2 separate regions of the Homo sapiens genome follow, and region 2 is linked to region 1. A link is a contact called in ENCODE Hi-C or POLR2A ChIA-PET data. All regions are on one chromosome and are shown on one strand. Each heading gives the region's core, a stretch centred on a gene start or an enhancer-like site at or near the end of the contact. The rest is flanking DNA. Distances are from core to core; before and after follow the strand shown.

Region 1 (6,766 bases), core at 1,288-3,787:
CTCACTGAGAGTCTCTTACACCAAGCACAAAGTAATCTCTTTGCTTCCAGCAAGCAACATTCAACAATTAATGAATCTTTCCCTTGGTGTCAGGAGCTTAGGAAGGCAGACTATAAAACAGAAAAGTTGAGGTGGTCTCAGTCTTCCTAGAGTAGATTGTCTTGGACTATTCCCTAAATCAGTGGTTTCAAATCTCACGTATGTTATCAGAGTCATCTGGAGACCTTGTGAAAGCACAGATGTCTGAACCTGACCCCCAGAGTTTCTGAATCAGTAGGTCTGGGATGAGGCCATAGAATTTGCATTTCTAATAAGTCTCCAGGTGATGCTGATGCTGCTGATCTGGGGACCACAACCTTGAGAACCACCGCACTAAACATTTGAGTCACCCCTCTTAGTCATACAAACATAAGAGAAGCAGGCTCCCAATGTACTGAGGGAGGATGGACGCCTCTTCCTGAACCCTGGCCGACTGCTAAGCAGGATGTGGGAAAACTTGGAATTAAAGGAACTCTGGGAAACAAGAAATCAGAAACCCGGAAATCCAACCCCTTCTGTATTGAGGGTGAAGATGACTAGAACACTCTGATAGCTTAGGACAGTCCAAATTAAAATATCTCTGCAAGAAAAGGACATCATGGGCATTGTGATGGATGTGACCACTGAGCATCCACTCTTCTTCTGAAAATAGCTCCTCCTTTTCCCTTGATGAACTGCTATTCTCCAGCTCTTAGTCCTTGTGATTCAAGTAAGGCCAACTTCACACCTTGGGCACAGGAGAGGACCCAAAACTTAGATCTGTGCAATAAGTGTGTGTCACACCCAGCCCATAATGATTGCTTCAGAGCTGGTGTGTGATCCAGGTTGATCTAATGAAAGTAAGCCCTAGAAGACTGTTCAAACTGTTGGGACGGGAACCATCCCTTTCCTCTGAGCTTGCCAAACCAATAAGATGTAAGTCTGGGGCTTCCGATGGCCATTGCCACTAGTGGGAAAAATGTACCAGAGAATGACACGAACACTGAAGAAAACCCAGCCAAGAGATGAAGAGACATATTCCTGACAATATTATCTGGATCCAGCAGATCTTGAAGTTAGAATACCCCAGAATCTGAGCTGAGCATTTATTACTCGCAACTGAAAGTATAGACTGAAATAAGAGAGAGTTCTTTCTTTTACCTTTTTTTTTTTTTTTTTTTGGAGACAGTCTCACTCTGTCACCTAGGCTAGAGTGCAGTGGTGCAGTCTCGGCTCACTGCAAACTCCACCTCCCAGGTTCCAGCGAGTCTCCTCCCTCAGCCTCCCGAGTAGCTGGAATTACAGGTGCCTGTCACCACACCTGGCTAAGTTTTGTATTTTTAGCAGAGATGGGGTTTCACCATGTTGGCCAGGCTGGTCTCGAACTCCTGACCTCAAGTGATCCACTCACCTCGGCCTCCCAAACTGCTGGGATTATAGGCATGAGGCACTGCGTCCAGCCTAAAATAAGAGGGAGTTCTACTAGCCAACTCATGCATTGCTCTGCTCCAGGGTACCTAAGTAACCAACTGCTCTAATGGTTTCTCTCCAGATGGACAGACCTGCCAGGTTGATACCTTTGCCAGCCCCTCTGGAATTCCAGTGAATAAAATTTTCCCTAACAGATCACTTGTTTAGTGTAGCACTTAGCGCCTAGCCTCACCACTGTTTACTTACCTCCTTTCCCTCCTCTGTGAGCTCTCTGCATGTAAGAACTACACTCTTTATAACAGTTTTGTTGGTGGCCATGCACAGTGGCTGACTTATAGTAGATGCTCTATGGAGTGACTGTTTGCAAACAACCTTCCAAATAAGATAAGAATAACAAAATTGAGCCTGGTTAGTCTGCATCCAGATAGAATGGAATTTTTTAAATGGCAGCAAGGGGAGCAAAGCACATTGTTAAGTAATGCTAAATGAAAACAGGCAGCAACCCTCAAAGGTGAGCTTCAAAAGTCAGATCAACCTTCACTCAGCCCTAGAACATTTCTAACTAAATCCCACCTCTCACTAGAAGTGTCACCATTTTTCTTTTCTTTGAAAAAGCATGATGGGGGAGGGGGTGCTGGAGAACGACAAATGAGAGGGTGACTCCCATATAAGTCAGCTTCCTCTTCCCCAAATCAGTTTCCAGAAACTCTGCCATATCATGCAACGAGAACCCCCAGCTCCTAATTCAAAGGAAAGTCTCAGAGGTCTTGGGTAAAGACGATAACACCTCTCCTTTGGTGGCTTTCAGTGATAAACAGCTTCCTGCCTGAGCACTCATAAACCTGAACTCGTGGAAAAGAATTACTACACGGAAAACAGAACCCAGGCAGGGTTCGTAAACGGTACCCGGCATGGGTTTCTCACATCTTCGTTGATAAACGTCCTGTTGCCTCCTGAGGAATCTGTGAGACTCCTTGGGTACAGCTGTGGTCAGGAACACACCATGCAACAACTAGACCTGAGAAGTGTCCATCTTTCTGCCATCGAGACCTGCCCTAGAAGAAAAACAGAAACAACACAGATGGAGCTGCCTGTTCAAATCCTTGTGGATGTCATAAGATTAGCAGCTTTCCTCTGAGTCGGCCTCAAAGACTTCCTTTGCAATTGTTCCTAAGCTAGCTCAAGGGATAGGCAGTGAAGTTCACTAAAACAAAAACATAACCTCAAACATCCAAAACAGCTGGTGGAAATTGTGACTGTTTTAGAGGAGCTGACTTATCTAGCTGAGTCAAAACAAGTGTGAGCGCTTCAAACAGGCACAAGATCAGAAACAAAATTAGGTGTTTATTGAGTGCTGTCCTCTTGATTTTTTTTTTCTCCTTTGCTTAGGCATGAATCTCCCCCTTAGCTTCATCCTGGCAAGGAATAAAATCTTTTATGATATAAAAATTGATATATTGGGAAATTAAGTGTAAAATAAGGGTCCTTTTCCTAGTTGTAAAAGTAATATATGTTCTTTGGAGGAAAATGCAGAAAAAACACAAAAACTAAAATAAAAGTCACCTGTAATCCCACCACTGTTTCTATTTTATTTTTTTAACTTTAGTTTTTCATATACACACACGATTTAAATTATATCTGGATCTATATCTAGACAGATAGGTAGATAGATAGAGATATCTATTTAAATGATTAATTTTGATCCTGATTTTTTCATCCAGTACATCATGACCATTTTCCTATGTCATTTATATATTCTTCCACATTTTCTATATCTGCAAAATATCAGACCATACAAACACCACAAACTTTTTAGCTAATGCCAATTATGAACATTTAGGATATTTCTTTTTCTTTTTTTCTATTTTTTTTTTTTTTTTTGAGACAGGGTCTCACTCTGTCGCCTAGGTTGGACTGCAGTGGTGCCATCATGCTTCACTGTTGCCTTGAACTCCTGAACTCCTGGGTTCAAGCAATCCTCCTGTCTCAGCCTCCCGAGTAGCTGGGACTACAGGTATGTGCCATCACACCTGGCTAATTTTTTTTGTTTTTGAAGAGATGGGTTCTTGCTATGTTGCCCAGGCTGGTTCACTTGAAACTTCAAGTTTCAAAGTAGGAATTTCAAGTGATCCTTCAGCCTCAGCCTCACAAAGTGCTCGGACTACAGGCAAATGCACGGCCTAGGATATTTCTGATTTTGTGCCATTATCAACAGTGCTGTGAAAAAGATCCTTGTTGATAAATCTTACATGTGTACATAGGAAATTTACTTTGTGTTACAGTACACTGAAATTCAGGATATAAAATGGATAACTGGCATTGAAGAAATCTAGCACCCTTCTCCCTAAGAATTGCTGACATATTTCTAGTTAGGCAGCTACTGTTAGAACTACAAGGCCTTCCTGGTTTCATAGAAGCCTTGCTTTCAGTCAAATGAATGGTTTCTTCAGTTTGCAATGCAGAAACATTAAAATAACTTTTAGAATCTATGAGGAGAAATGAAAGCAAATAAAATAAATATTAGGAAAGATTACTAATCTTGTTAGGAATAAGAAAATATAACATAGAAGTAGAGTAATTCCATCAAGTAAGGTTTCAGACTTGATTAAACTAGCCTGAAACTTTATCTTCCAGAAAACTCTCAACTTTAGATAATCTGTAGCAGGCTTTTCAATTACAGAAACTAGTTAAACTGTTTCTACTTTCTTATATTTTCCAATTCAAAAAAATGAGATTAAATGTTCCTAAGAAGAAGACTCTAAAATGGCATTATCAGCTCTCATTCTAGATTTACTGCTTCCACTGAACAGTTGCTTCTGAATTGGCACAAGACATCCAGTCACTCGCGATTGGGAATGAATCAGTCCCTAAAATCATTCCAGAATTTGGATAACGGAGAAGTTTGCCTCCTGCCAAAAGCCCAACAAATGCTGGTAAAATTTAGGAAAGTCATTATCATGAAAGCCTGCAATGGTTTCAGAGAACATCTCTTAGTAGTTACTGCACTCTATGACCTCCAGAAAAAGTGTAAGCAACTCCATGCGTATACACAGACCGTGCCAGTTTCCCTTAAAAGTCTCATTCTCTTCATCACCACTGAGTGGAATTAAAAACAGTTGGTCAAGCTCCACTAATCAACAGCTGCTTGCAATTAGATGAAGCATTTAAAGCCATTCTCTTAACTACCTTCCCAACTGCCTAACCATTCAGCATGAGCAATACACCATGACAATTTGCCAGAATGTTTAACTTATCTCCATCTCTAGTAGTTTCTATACCTTCCTTATTTTCTTCAGTCTTCCCACACACTGTCTGACTCTTCCAGTTCCTCTTGTTAAATACAGAGAAGGGATTAGTTGAAACAAGGTCGAGCCGAGCTGCTTTGTGCTAAGATGGAAAATTCTGCCCAGGCGACTATTAGGGGGCAGAGTAATTTTGGTGTTTCTCAAAGAGAAAAGATGCCTTTTTCTTTTCTTTTCTTTTGTTTTTTAACAATGAACTGGAGAGTTCGCTTTAACTTTTCTCTCTTAGAATGATGAAGAAAGCAAGTTACTGGGCTTTTGTGAACTGTTTTCAATTTTCATAACTTCTAACTAGTCATTTTAAAGCAGAGAGAAAAAGTACAGATCACTTTATTCAATTGTTTTCTTTACAAATAAAGAAACTGGGCATCAATAGTCTAGTTGCTCTTCCCAAGGTCACATAAAAAGTGGCTGAGTATGAACTGAATCCACTTCTCCCGATTCTCAGTCCAGATCACTTTCGATGACTTCAGCTGCCTTTTTCACAAAGAAAACCTCTCCAGCTCAACAGCTCTACCACTTGCGTTGTCCAAGGGTTAGAACTGCAGTCCTCCCAGCCTGCTCCATCACCCAGGCCTCCAGCCTGCCCATCTTAGGACTTAAAGTCAAAGGGAAAAAATTATATGGCTTCTTCTTTGCAATCATGTTTCTCACTATCCTACCTTCCCCTTCCCACCTAAAAGAGACCGTCCAAAATCTCCAACTATAGTTCTTTTTCTCCATCTCACCCTCTGATGTACTCATTTTGCCTATTTTGTCATACAGGGGGCAGGAGGAGAATGAAAGAAAGAAAGAGAAAAGTAGTGGGGGGTGTTATTAGACAGAGGCAATTTTGCCTGCTCAAAACTCAAGAAGGAGCTGAGAGCTGAGACAGGAATGGCAGCCCCCACAGCCTGCATGTCATGCTCATAGCCTGTCTCTTCCCAAACCCACCATTCTTCCCGAGGCTAACCTTCTCTAGAAACCTCCTCCCCACAACCTCAAGCCTCTAGTCCAGTCTTTGAAAATCATGGGGTCTTCCTTCTTTATCTGAGGGTACCTGAGTACATTATTTCATTTTCTCCTTAAACTCATATTTCCATTATACTTACCATGTAGAGAATGTTATTCTTATATATTGTTTGGCTTCAGAGTATTTTGATCATCTTATTATGCTTTTCCGCAACTCTATATATATGCTTATACTTATATTTATGTGTTTATATTTATATATCTGTTCCTGCTATATATTTGTATATGTATATATAATATGTCTGTACTACATTTATTTTCATATACACTGTATATATAAAAATGAGGGAGAGGAAGAGAGGAATTTTAAAAATTTTCATGTGGCCATAACAAGTGTTAAAAAGTATTCTTCTTGGAGTTATTATTACATTTATTTCAAATGTACAGTTAATCAACATCACATAAACATATTTAAAATCATATAGATAATTATTAAACATATAAAGTATGTTGTATCAGAAATGAATCTCTTGGATGTGAGGGTGATCTGGCTGCAATATCTGTCACCCCATTGATCGCCAGGGTTGATTCAGCTGATCTGGCTGGCTAGGTGGTGTCCCCTTCCTCCCTCACTGCTCCATGTGCGTCCCTCCCAAAGCTGCATGCTGGGTCAAAGAGGACAACCATCCCTGATGGAGGAGGATGGGTCTTCGGTCAAGGGTATAGGAGTAACAAGAGTAACTGCGTTCCCCTGCTAGAACCTCCAAACAAGCTCTCGAGAAATGAATCTCTTAACAAATTCAGTGGCATGTTTTTCATCCGATTAATTCATGTATAGCAGGTCTTTGAATAAACTTGTTTCCTTCAACGTTGTTTTGTTATAATGTTATTGGGAAAAAAAAATAGTTCCCAGGCTGGGCTGCCATCTGCGTGGATTTGCACGCTCTCCCCAGGCCTTCGTGAGTTTTCTCCCACATTCCAAAGATGTGCACGTTGGGTGAAGTGGCATGTCTACACGGTCCCCGTGTGAGTGTGGGTGTGGGTGTGAATGCGTCCTGCAATGA
Region 2 (6,766 bases), core at 2,027-4,526, 200 kb after region 1:
TTTTGACTTTGATTTTAGGACCAATGAACAAGCCAAGTACTTACCCTAGTCATATATAATCCAACTGTATGGTTATTTGGTATTCATTCCACACTTCATTTTACTTGATCTCCCTTAAGATTGCAAGATTGTGTTTGCAGTTTTTCTGAAAATCTGGGGCTATAAAAGCATCAGGACCTCCCCCGTAGGGGAGGTCGTGTGTTTGGGGTCCTTACACAACAGGTTACCCTTGAGCTTCAGGAAAAGAACTGGCTCTCAGTTCCCCAGTTCCAGCTTAATGGGTCTAATTAGGTCCTGACCAAAAAGGTGGCAGTTCTTTTCCCTCATGTCTCTTCAGCGCTCCCCGAGACTCTGGAGACTCTGTCATATCCCTAGGGCTGAGCCTCCCAGGAACCATTCGGCTGTTGTGGCATCTGTGTATGCCATGCCCAGTGCTGAGGACCTAGTAACAAACGACAAATGCACAGGCACAGTGGCATTTTTGTGGAACTCGTATTCCAGCTGTGCGTCTCAGAAGAAGCGCACAGCTCCCTCCTGGCTTTCTTAACATAGTGAGCCACTTCCACTTAAGGGTCTCCTTACATTCCTTGAGTTTAATCATTCATGGATTCAGAGGAAAGTCTTTTGATTTTTGCTTTTCTTTAAACAGTTCATTTGAGGTGACCTACCCCAGTGACTTTGCACCAACCACCAAGAAACTTTTTTGCATGCTTCCCGCACCCTGTGCCAATCAAGGGAAGGGTTTAAAGGCCTGGCGTTTTTATTCCTCAAAGAAAGGTTTTGCACAGTATTTTAAGGTTCAAGTGCTTCTACTTTGTGTTCAGAAGCAACTGTCATATATACTGTGAAATGACACCTTTTATTTATCCCTTTTTATTTATGCAGTATGTCCCCTTTTATTTTGGCAGAATTTTTTCTAAATGGTGGTTTAACATTTTCAAGCACATTTCATTGTCCAATATTCATAGTAAAGAATGAGAGTTAACAATAACCAGTCACATTAAAACAAGATTCCTGCTGCCAGTTGTGAAACCGGTTGTCTTAGGCGTGGCAGCTGATGATTGAGACTGTGATCAGGAAAATTTCCACTATTTCATCAGGCCTAATAGGTAGATTGTGTCTCCAAATGAACTGTGTTGGGTTTCCATGCTTAAAGCACAATAGAGGTGGTGCAAGAATCTCCATGAGGGCTTAAATGGCAGTGATGGTTCAGGCGGTAGAGTTTGGAGAAGAAGGGATTTGAAACAAACCAAAGGAAAGAAAAGTAAGTAGCCAGAAATCACAAAATGGCATTTTTCTAAAAACAAAGGAAAAGGAATAAAAGAACTAATAAGTTTGAAACCCCTACCCCTCCCAAATTTGGCAGGGGGGGAGGTATTTTTTTTCTATCTATCTAACTAACCCATCTAGAAAACAGTTGACCAAATTATAGACTTCTAAATGTTAATCTGCTTTCTCAGTTTCAGTTGAAAAGAGACTTTGTTTTGCCTACTGCAGAACTTCTAGGTTCTTTCTTATAGTCTTGGGGTTCTTATTATAGATCGAAAATGTGAGTCGGCATAATTAAGCCATTCGGAGTCTTCAGAAGCAGTTCACTCTTGAAATGACTCCGTCCGCCTACAGCCATTTAAGATTTCAGAACAAAAACAGATCTTGATTTTCTTTTTCATGTTAACTCAAGCTGTTGCTGAGTGGGAGAGTCAGAAATGACACCAGCTCCACTGATTACTCAGCTGCTGAAGGATGATTTTTTAAAATGCACCTTTACTGTATATGGACTTCCTAATTTCCACCTGTAGAGCATCTTAGGGAGGCTAACATGTCACTCTGGATGTTCTTTTAGAATAAGATGCAAATCTATTTTTCTGAAGGCATTAGAGATAGCAAACATTTATTGTGAGTTTACTATATACTAGGCACTGTGCTAAGTGTTTTGCATAGAAAGTTTAAAATTCTGGCTTTTTTGTTGGCCCAATCATAAGTTTCATATCAGTTCAACATTCAAATTATATTAAGGTACTTAAGAAGAATCCCTGGCTAAATGTGAGGGGCAGTGCCACAGATGGACTGAAACTTTATGCTTATTGCACATTTATGCTATTATTATTTGTTGAATTATAGAACCAAGGGAGTGTGGAAGCCACTGGAAAAAATATGAGACTTAGATACATAATTTGAGTAAAAATGGCTCAAAGTCATGAGGGTAAAGTTTTTTGTATTTCCATTTTATTCGAGCGGCATCGTTTTTAAAAATCATTATGAATTTGACCCTATATAGATGTTTCCAAATAATTCTTTTTCACCTTCATAAAATTCCTTCCTGTGGCTGTGAGATGCCTTGCCTATCAGTTTTCAAGCTTAGTTGTCTTTCTCATCCTTTACCATTTTAGCTTTAAAAAACAAAAGTGACAATTAGAACTTCCTGCCTGCTGGGCCTCACTGAAAGACCGATATTGGCCTGATAAGGAGATATTTATTTTGTTTTAGTGGCTTCAGAAATCCCTCTCCCTCAGCAAGCTTTCCATCACGGCCCCCCCGTCAGCATCTTCCCTGATAGCGTTCTTCTCTGTGTTTATTCTGGGGCTTCAGGCTCGCCCAGGAGGAACTGATAACCGCTGGCAGGAGATAACATTCTCTAAGGGGCTCTCAAATTGGAATCGAATCCCTCAAGCCAGTCAGCCTAGAGAATACATTTAAAGGGTTCAGTTCTGGAGTTTCACAGAGTTCATTTCTAGACCTATCAGATAGCAAGTGTGGAGTTCTTTCTCAACTAAATTCAAGCAGAGACATTTTTTAGACGATGAAGGATATTTGCACAAAGGCTTCAGCATGATCCCCCAAACCTGCTGCCTCTGAAGGCATCTCCACACATTGACAGCCAATGCCTTCAGTGCGTTCCTAGGGCAGGTGTCCTGGCTTGAGTGACTGTCCTCCAATAATCAGAGCTCAAACTAAACATCGTATGTTTTACTTTTGGTTTCCAGGCAAGGCTGAGCAGGGAATTTTCAGTTTTCCCTGCCCAGATGGGTGTTTTTTCCTGAAGGCATCATTTATTGTGTAGCGAGGAGACAGGGCTGGCTGTGGCAGGGATAGTCTAGAACTGTCCTCATTGCTGCTGTTCCTAAATAGTATCTTTACCAAGTAATAACGTGCCGTCTTTGGGAATAAGTGCTTTCCTCTTAGCCTGTTCTGTTTTCTTGGGTGCGCTAAGTAATTGAACTGGCTCAGGAAGTACCTATTGTGGTTTGGCAGAGGTGACTGTCACGCCTTGTGACTCCAGGGGCCAGCACTGCTGGGATCCTGGCTAGACCAGACAGAGCCTTGGTGAAGTGCTTAGGCTGTCTGCACATCGCGAGGAAGGTGGTATTCACTTCGCTAAGCTCCTTGGCATAGGCAGTTTGAACAGGGCTTTATCAAATTCGTATTCAACAAGAGTAGAAGCGAAAATTGATGACTGTGTATTACTTGAAATGAGTCTTAATCTTTCACATTTAGTTCTCAGGGTATGCTGATTTCCTTTAGGTAAACCATGAACATCAGAAAGACTTTTATTAACCTATGACAGGGTCCCCACCCCAGTATTTTTCCACTCCATTAAAATGGAAGTTTTTTTTTTTTTTTTCTTTTTTGAGACAGAGTTTTGCTCTTGTTGCCCAGTCTGGAGTGCAATGGCACAATCTCGGCTCACCACAACCTCCACCTCCCAGATTCAAGCGATTCTTCTGCCTCAGCCTCCCAAGTAGCTGGGATTACAGGTGTGCGCCACCACGCCCAGCTAATTTTGTATTTTTAGTAGAGATGGGGTTTCTCCATGTTGGTCAGGCTGGTCTCGAACTTCCGACCTCAGGTGATCCGCCCACCTCGGCCTCCCAAAGTGCTGGGATTACAGGCAAGAGCCACTGCATCCAGCTTAGGCTATCTTACTCCAGCCTAAACAGCAATTTTCTATCATAAGGTCTGTACTAATGAAAACAGAATCACCCAAGGCTGCTGTTTGTTCTGTCTGTGCTGCCATTGTCCGCATTTTGCTGAGGAGGAAACGGAACTGCACTTTTGAGTGAGTGGCCCAGAGCCTTCTAGAATGAGAGTGCGTTGGAAGCCAGATATGTGGCGATTGTGTCGCCAGCTGTTACTCAGGTTTTCTCAAGAAGGAGGAGCAACTTTGGCAGTTTTGCTTCAGTTCTCTCTAGCCCTCTGTGTAATCGCCCCTTTTTCTTTATTTCAGCACAAACACAGAGCAGTCTAAAGCAACCGAGCACTGAGAAAAATGAACTCTGCCCAAAGAATGTCCCAAAGAGAGAGTACAGCGTGAAAGAAATCCTAAAATTGGACTCCAACCCCTCCAAAGGAAAGGACCTCTACCGTTCTAACATTTCACCCCTCACATCAGAAAAGGACCTCGATGACTTTAGAAGACGTGGGAGCCCCGAAATGCCCTTCTACCCTCGGGTCGTTTACCCCATCCGGGCCCCTCTGCCAGAAGACTTTTTGAAAGCTTCCCTGGCCTACGGGATCGAGAGACCCACGTACATCACTCGCTCCCCCATTCCATCCTCCACCACTCCAAGCCCCTCTGCAAGAAGCAGCCCCGACCAAAGCCTCAAGAGCTCCAGCCCTCACAGCAGCCCTGGGAATACGGTGTCCCCTGTGGGCCCCGGCTCTCAAGAGCACCGGGACTCCTACGCTTACTTGAACGCGTCCTACGGCACGGAAGGTTTGGGCTCCTACCCTGGCTACGCACCCCTGCCCCACCTCCCGCCAGCTTTCATCCCCTCGTACAACGCTCACTACCCCAAGTTCCTCTTGCCCCCCTACGGCATGAATTGTAATGGCCTGAGCGCTGTGAGCAGCATGAATGGCATCAACAACTTTGGCCTCTTCCCGAGGCTGTGCCCTGTCTACAGCAATCTCCTCGGTGGGGGCAGCCTGCCCCACCCCATGCTCAACCCCACTTCTCTCCCGAGCTCGCTGCCCTCAGATGGAGCCCGGAGGTTGCTCCAGCCGGAGCATCCCAGGGAGGTGCTTGTCCCGGCGCCCCACAGTGCCTTCTCCTTTACCGGGGCCGCCGCCAGCATGAAGGACAAGGCCTGTAGCCCCACAAGCGGGTCTCCCACGGCGGGAACAGCCGCCACGGCAGAACATGTGGTGCAGCCCAAAGCTACCTCAGCAGCGATGGCAGCCCCCAGCAGCGACGAAGCCATGAATCTCATTAAAAACAAAAGAAACATGACCGGCTACAAGACCCTTCCCTACCCGCTGAAGAAGCAGAACGGCAAGATCAAGTACGAATGCAACGTTTGCGCCAAGACTTTCGGCCAGCTCTCCAATCTGAAGGTAGGCCTTGAGAGAGAGCAGTCCAAGGGGCTGTGAGTGCATGCTTGTGTTTGTATTTAGCTTGCTTTCCATGGGGTATCGATTGCATTTGCAGTAGTATGAGCCCCCGGTTGGGGATAGTGGGTATGGATTCCGCCTGGCTTTTGCCACTTCTAGCTCTTTGACTTTGGACAAGTGACTTCCCTTCTCCTGATTTTCTTCTGAATAATAAAAAAATTAGGGGTTTGGACTAGAAGATTAGGTGAAACTCCCTGCTAGCCTGTGATTTTTGTGCTTTTAAGAAAAACACCATTCTGAAAACATGAAGATTTCTTCTTTTTAAGACTGTCTTGATGCTTTTCTTAAGATATTTGCATCAACACTTGAGTCTTGGAGCAGAAATGTTAGGTCTCAGAGCCAGCTTGAGAGCAGAGCTAACACATGTGGCTTCTTCCCAGGTCCACCTGAGAGTGCACAGTGGAGAACGGCCTTTCAAATGTCAGACTTGCAACAAGGGCTTTACTCAGCTCGCCCACCTGCAGAAACACTACCTGGTACACACGGGAGAAAAGCCACATGAATGCCAGGTGCGCAGTATTTTCTGGGTAGACCTTCTGACCTTTGTAGAAAATGTCTGTGAGTCACCCTCCCATGTCCTATATAGCCCGTAGTTAAAGCCAACACCAGATTCTGCGTTGTCCCATCCTGGACTGATGGCACTATGGTCCTTCCCAGTACTTTGTATCTGCTGATGACTTGAGATGGCACAGCCAGCTTCCAGTGGGTGGGAAAATGGTAGGGGAAATAAACAGCCCCTCGTGTGCTGTGTGCCCACATCCCCCCGTTTGCTTAATACCACACTGGAGGTGCCACAAGGAGGCTTCTCACCTCCTAGGTTGCTGGGCGTTGGCCGGTAAGCCTGCCCCTCCCGTTGGCAACTCTTAATCTTCTGGCCTTCCTGTCTCCCTTCCCTGCTGTCTCTCTCCCCTACACTGTAGGTCTGCCACAAGAGATTTAGCAGCACCAGCAATCTCAAGACCCACCTGCGACTCCATTCTGGAGAGAAACCATACCAATGCAAGGTGTGCCCTGCCAAGTTCACCCAGTTTGTGCACCTGAAACTGCACAAGCGTCTGCACACCCGGGAGCGGCCCCACAAGTGCTCCCAGTGCCACAAGAACTACATCCATCTCTGTAGCCTCAAGGTTCACCTGAAAGGGAACTGCGCTGCGGCCCCGGCGCCTGGGCTGCCCTTGGAAGATCTGACCCGAATCAATGAAGAAATCGAGAAGTTTGACATCAGTGACAATGCTGACCGGCTCGAGGACGTGGAGGATGACATCAGTGTGATCTCTGTAGTGGAGAAGGAAATTCTGGCCGTGGTCAGAAAAGAGAAAGAAGAAACTGGCCTGAAAGTGTCTTTGCAAAGAAACATGGGGAATGGACTCCTCTC

What was found. A loop is a pair of places that touch in the nucleus more often than their neighbours do. ChIA-PET counts read pairs that join two places held with the same protein, here RNA polymerase II (POLR2A). Pooled maps may share reads with other maps.
Region 2: a loop to region 1 is called in a pooled map, with 7 times the contacts of the local background. The contact joins two enhancer-like sites. A Hi-C loop is called at or near these places in 11 of 50 pooled maps. POLR2A ChIA-PET finds 5 or more read pairs at or near these places in 8 of 52 experiments (CD8-positive, alpha-beta T cell, GM10248, PC-9 and 4 more).

Annotation. Positions count from the first base shown.
Region 1 is chr6:105,898,139-105,904,904 of GRCh38, forward strand. It overlaps the pseudogene RN7SKP211. Among named protein-coding and RNA genes, the nearest start is that of PRDM1, 180 kb to the right of the region's middle. Within about 2 kb of position 2,538, at least 4 of the 41 ENCODE cell types and tissues checked have a DNase peak (open chromatin) inside an H3K27ac peak, as active enhancers do.
Region 2 is chr6:106,100,600-106,107,365 of GRCh38, forward strand. PRDM1 (PR/SET domain 1) reads left to right here. Exons shown (of 7, transcript NM_001198.4): 5 at 4,226-5,334; 6 at 5,772-5,900; 7 at 6,312-6,766. Among named protein-coding and RNA genes, the nearest start is that of PRDM1, 18 kb to the left of the region's middle. RefSeq lists enhancers at 4,175-4,889, 4,890-5,603. Within about 2 kb of position 3,277, at least 8 of the 41 ENCODE cell types and tissues checked have a DNase peak (open chromatin) inside an H3K27ac peak, as active enhancers do.